2 separate regions of the Homo sapiens genome follow, and region 1 is linked to region 2. A link is a loop called in an ENCODE intact Hi-C map of the cell type or tissue named here. Cell type or tissue: psoas muscle. All regions are shown on one strand. Links, peaks and the distances in the headings refer to the core of each region. The heading gives the core; the rest is flanking DNA. Region 1 overlaps SEZ6L (seizure related 6 homolog like). Region 2 overlaps SEZ6L (seizure related 6 homolog like).

What was found. A loop is a pair of places that touch in the nucleus more often than their neighbours do. Peaks named below come from ENCODE experiments on the same cell type or tissue, not always from the same donor. Only the 100,000 strongest peaks of a DNase experiment are listed, where the experiment ranks them.
Region 1: a loop joins it to region 2, with 2.9 times the contacts of the local background. A loop is called at or near these places in 4 of 110 quality-filtered maps.

The regions. Positions count from the first base shown.
Region 1 is chr22:26,320,294-26,323,204 of GRCh38, forward strand. All of the region lies in intron 9 of SEZ6L (seizure related 6 homolog like), which reads left to right. Among named protein-coding and RNA genes, the nearest start is that of SEZ6L-AS1, 75 kb to the left of the region's middle. RefSeq lists an enhancer at 633-1,599. In psoas muscle, for the core only: no CTCF peak of the experiment used is centred there; DNase peaks (open chromatin) are centred at 355, 1,248, 1,516 and 2,078; H3K27ac peaks cover 2,303 bases.
Region 2 is chr22:26,229,011-26,231,870 of GRCh38, forward strand. The region is part of intron 1 of SEZ6L (seizure related 6 homolog like); the gene reads left to right. Among named protein-coding and RNA genes, the nearest start is that of SEZ6L-AS1, 16 kb to the right of the region's middle. In psoas muscle, for the core only: no CTCF peak of the experiment used is centred there; a DNase peak (open chromatin) is centred at 1,081; H3K27ac peaks cover 1,236 bases.

The sequences.
Region 1 (2,911 bases), core at 191-2,690, 91 kb after region 2:
CTGAGCACTGGACACTAAGCCAAGCAGAAAGTGATGACGGAACCACAGACAGGCTCAGAATGGGGCCAATAAGGGGGGGCATCGCCCTCCCCAAGGCAGCTGTCACGACTTGCGTTAGGACAAGCAGCCAGTGTCATCCCGGGGCCTTAGGATTTGCAGTGACATCAAAATCAATTCAGTCCCAGTTTTAATCATCATGGACATGTGAGGACTGTCATTTTTGTCACTGAGCAAGTTTAAATCGATTCCACATATATTTATTGAGCATCCACTATGTAGCAGGCATTGAGGCTGGGCCCTGGCAGTGAGCAAGACAGATGCAGCCCCGCCCCCGGGGAGCCATGTTGTAGGCTGATACAGCACCAGCAAGAGGAAATACAGCACTCTGGGGGCCCAGAGCGAGGGAAGGTGAGCCTGGCTGAGAATGTGAGGGAGAAGCTTTCCTGAGAACAGTAAAGTCTAAGTCAGTTTTTCTCAACCAGGGTCTATCTTGCCCCAGGGGACACTTGCCAATGTTTGGAGGCATTTCTAGTTGGGACAATGGGAGGGTGCGGGGGAGAGCACCCCCAGCATCTAGTGGGGACAGGCCAGGGATGCTGCTATGCATCCTACAATGCACAGGACAGTCCCCACCACAAAGAATGAGCTGACCCAAAATATCAACGGTGTTGAAGCAGAGAAACCCTGATCTATGCTAAGACCTGAAAGACAGAGAGAAGATGGGCAGAGATGGAGGGGAACAGTGTTCCAGCCAAAAGGAACAGCATGTGCTAAGGTCCAGAGGCAGGAAAGCACAGCTCCCTTCTTAATTGTCCATGATATTTAATATTTGCTGAGCACTTAGGACATCCCAAGCAGTTACATCCTAGACATCTTCACGACAAGCACATGCCTTGGGTTCTGTTATTATCTCCATTTTCCAGATGAGTAAACTGAGGCTCGGGGTGGTGGGAGAGTGCCTGTGATCGCACAGCTAGAAGCTGGCGGAGCTTGGACTTTAACCCCACTTGCCATGTCTCCAGGACCCTGTGTGTCTGGAGTTCAAGGGTGCGTCCATGAAGTAGGACAGCCTGGCGGTGAATGCGACTCAGCAGCGCCTTGAAGGCCACATTAGGGAGTCTGGGCTTCCCCAAATTGGGCAGCAGGAAAAGGGTTTAAGCACTTAAAGAGATTAAAGCTTTGCAGAAGGGAGCTGAGTCCTCTGGTCACCAGCCCGAGGCTCACGCCGACAAGCTTGGCACACACTTGGCAGAGTGGCATCTGGACTTGGCACCTCCTCCCTCCCACAGAGGGAGTGAAAATAGCATCTCAACAGCCAGGGTTACGTGAGGCCCAAGAGCTGCTGGGTTTAATTTATCTTGCTTGGTTTTCCACTGACAGTTTTAGTAAACCAATTTGGGTTTGATAGTAAAAATAATTCCATCCTCCGGGCCCCTCAGCCCTCCTAAGTGTTTGCAATTGTTATTTTTCACATCGACGATGGGGAGGGAGTGTGCACTGCAGACCGAGCTGGGTAGGTGGCCCATAGTAGGCGCATGACTTAGCTGTCTGCTGAGTCATGAATGAGGACGTAAGCCACATTTCCCAGGCGAGAGGGGATCTCTCTCCCTCTTCGTCTACTGGGCAGTCTGTTGATACCGTGGCCATGGCGGTTCTAATTAGTTACCATTTATTAAAAACCTACTATGTGCTAGGCAGGCCCTGAGCTGCATCGTTTAGGTCCGTGAGCAATAATAAATGTGAACATTATTATGCAGAGATAATAATTACATAAATGAGAGCTAATGTGGGTAGAGATAATTACAGAAGGGTAATTACCCAAATTAGAGATAATGTATGCCAAGCACATTGCATGGTATCTGGCACATAGTTGGTGCTTCATAAATGGAGACTACTATTATCAGGAATCCTCAGATAAGGCAGATATTATCATTACCACTTTATGGGTTGGGTATGACAGCACAGAGAGGTTACGTGGTTTCCTCAGGTCACACAGCTAGTAAAGACGGAGCACACACCGTAGCCTCCACTTCCACTGACTTGAACAGCTTTCGGGGCACCAGCTGTGTGTCTCGGCAATGTAGCAGCGACACGGGAAGGCTCCCAGGCCTGTAGGGACTCAAAGTTCAGGAAGGGACACATAGCCATAAACAGACAGCCTGGCAAAATGTAAGCAAAGTCCTGTGGCTTGGAGGGTGAGTTGAGGAGGTAGAGGGGAACTAGATTTATCTCCGTGAATTATGGAAATATCCCTGAGAAGGTGACATCCAGAAGGAATCTTGAAGAGTGCCAGTTGCCCGGAGTTAATGGGAGAAAAGTGTCGTGAGCAAAGGATTCAAGCAGTGATGACAGTGACCATTAGGCATGAAATGAATGCTCTGAATCACAGCATCAATTACAACCATCTGCCCCACATTGTTGGTGTTGGAGGAAAGAAGGAGGTTGCACCAACTTGGGATGAGTCAGGAGCCCTCAGGCTAAACCTTCTTCACACCCCAAATGCCTCCCTAACCCACCACGTATCCCTCCCAGCTCCATCAGAAATCTGCCTCTTCCTCTAAAAACACAACTGAACAGAAACTTTTAAACCCTAAGGGCCTTTTCATATTGCTCTCCTCTCACTCTCTCTCATTCATTCTCTCTCCACACCCCTTCCCCAACTCTCAAAATAAATTACGGAAAGGAGAATAAGGGAACTAACATTGGTGAAGGCATCGTAGAATAGAAGATCCGAGAGGGGCCCCAAGTGGGCAGGTAACTTAGCAAGTATCACACAGCAAGAGAGGACCAGAAAGACAACTTGCTTGTGGCCACAAGAGCTCAGCACGGGGGCCACAACCTTGAAGATGCCTTGCAGCCAAGGAGACATAAAAGCGCCTAGAGTCAAAAAGAGGTGCATGTAAGTGCATCC
Region 2 (2,860 bases), core at 1-2,500:
TTTTTTGAGACAGAGTCTTGCCCTGTCACTAGGCTGGACCGTGTGGCATGATCTTGGCTCACTGCAACCTCTGCTTCCCAGGTTCAAGCGATTCTCCTGCCTCAGCCTCCCGAGTGGCTGGGATTATAGGCATGCGCCACCACACCTGGATAATTTTTGTATTTCTACTAGAGTCGGGGTTTCACCGTGTTGGCCAGGTTTGTCTGGAACTCCTGACCTCAGGTGATCCACCCGCCTTGGTCTCCCCGGGTGCTGGGATTACAGGTGTGAGCCACCACTCCCAGCCTTCAGAGGTATTTTAATCAATTATGTTAACCTTTATTGAGTGTCTCCTATATGTCAGGCTCTGCCCCGGGCTTGTAACTGTACTCTTTAAATGTGCAATTTATTATATGTCAGTAATGTCTCCAGCTGTTTTAAAAAAAATAATCAAAATAATTAATATGCATAACAATCTCTCAGGCTGCGTATTAGAAGACTCTCAGACCCCACCCATTGCCAATAGGGATTTTGATTCAGCAGCTCTGGGGTGAGGCCCAGCAATCTGTGACTTAAGAAACATCCTCTGGAGGATTCTGACTCTGCTGCCCCAATTTGTGTGTAGCCTGAGGTCCTTAATACAACTGCACCTCAGCATCCCTTAGGGAACGTTTACAAAACACCAAGGCATAGGACTCACTCCAGATCCACTTAGACAGGGTCCCTGGGGATGGGACCTGGAAGCAGGTATTGTTTTGAAAGTTCCCCAGATGATTCAAATGTGCAGCCAGGACTGGGGACCACCACTGAGCTAAGAAGCATTTCAGGACGTCAGGCTAGGGCTGTTCAAAGCCAGGTGCAGGTGTTAACAAATGCCCCCTGCTCTGCCAGGAAAGGCAAGTCAGGTCCTGCAGCTATTCCAGAAGAAATGGAAGGCCCAAATTCTCTTGCTAAAATAAGCCTTCTCTCTCTGAACCCTGGAATTGTTCTTAATGCATGTGGCATCATGTTCGTCAATAATCTCCTGGGCACAGCATCTGAGAAGCCATGCACAGTGCCCGCAGCTGTGAAGACGTCTGCTGTGTAGGAGCTGAGGCTAAGCCGTGGCCCTGGCATCAGCATCCACAGGAACAGGCATCCCTCCAGCTCAGCTTACAGGCTGTAGAGCTAAGGGTGACTGAGACAAGCAGAATCTGCTGTTTCATGAAACCCAGAGGCAGAGCTAGCAGGGCCATGAGAACCATCTCATCAAGCCCCTCACTTTACAATTTGGGAAACTGAGGGAGAAAAAAAGATAACCATTTGAGAGTTACTCCTTAACCATAAAGGTAAAAAAAAAAACAAGAAGAAGTTTCTCCTCCATGCAGCCTGCCTTGACTGCACTGTCTCTCTCGTGCTTTGGGACCCTGGTCAGGTCGCTCAGTCATTCAACAAATACTTATTGAGCACTAACTCTGCGCCAGGCACAGAGCTGAGTGCTAGGATAACAGCCATGAGCAAGACTGACAAGGTTCCTGCTTTTGTGGTCCTTATATTCTAATTTCTAATGGAATGAATCAGATAATAAACATTCAGCACACAGCTAGATAAACAGAAAGTGCTGCTAGAACAAGGACTGAGGAAATCCTTCAGGGAAACAGACTGGAGACTGCCTGCAGTCACCACTGGCCAGAGTGGCCAGATGAGGCTTCAGTGAGGAGGGGATATTTAAGCAGAAGCCTGAGAAAAGGGAGGGAGAGAGCCCCGGGAAGAACCAGGGAGAATGTTCTGGGAAGAGCCAGAGAGAATGCATTCCAAGCTGTGAATGCAAAGATCCTTAGGAGGGGAAGATTTTGATATGTCTAGGGAACCAAAAGGAGGCCAGAGCAGCTGAAGTATAGTGAGCCATGGGGAGGCTGATTATTGACGAGGCCAGCACAGTGACCTAGGGACAAGTCGCCCAAGGCTTTCCAGGCCAGCATGGAAGTTAGTTTTAATGAAAGACGAGCAAGCCCCAAAACTGGGGCTTAGCCCAGGAGGGTTCTTGGCTTTGCCTAGGAAAGAATTCAAGGGCCAGCCAGTGGTGTTAAGCAGCAACTTTTATTGAAGTAGCAATGCACAGCAGCAGGCGCAAGAGGTATTGCTCCCTGTGGAGCCCGGCTACCCCATAATAGTGTGCCCAGAGCAGTAGCTCAGAGGCAGTTATGCACCCATATTTATACCCACTTTTAATTACATGCAAATTAAGGGGTGGTTTATGCAGAAATTTCTAGGATGAGGGTGGTAACTTCAGAGTTGTCTGGTCATTGCCATGGAAAGGGACAGTAACTTCTGGGTGTTGCCATGGCAATGGTAAACTGACATGGAACTCTGGTGAGCGTGTCTTATGGGGAGATGCTCCCACCCTGGCCCTGGTTTAGCTAGTCCTCAATTTGGTTCAGTGTCTGAGCCCTGCCTCCAGTGTCTAGTCCTGCCTCCTACCTCAGCTTGATTCTCAATATGCTGGGAAGCCTATGCAGAGTTTTCTGTTTGGAAGGGATGCCTCTATCTGTACTGCAAGGAGACCAGCAGTCATTGTCCAGTGAGAGTTTGCAGTAGGGGATGCAGTTTCTACCACACTGAGTAATGGCCCTAGAAGTAGACTTGCTGTCCACATTTGTTCTATTCTTCCTTTGGTGCTGCCTTCAAGCTAATATCTCTGTGTCAAGGCCCAGGAGACAGATCATTCATCACCCGCCCTGCCTTGGCATCTGGCTCCGCAACTTGGCAGAGGCAGAAAGCATTCTGCGTTTCCTTGCCTGCCCCCACGATGCAGAAGCCCCCAGCCCTCTGTGGCTAAGCAAGTGACCACTGGTCAAAATCAATTCCAACCTAAGTTTGGCCCTTAGCTGTCACCTGAGTG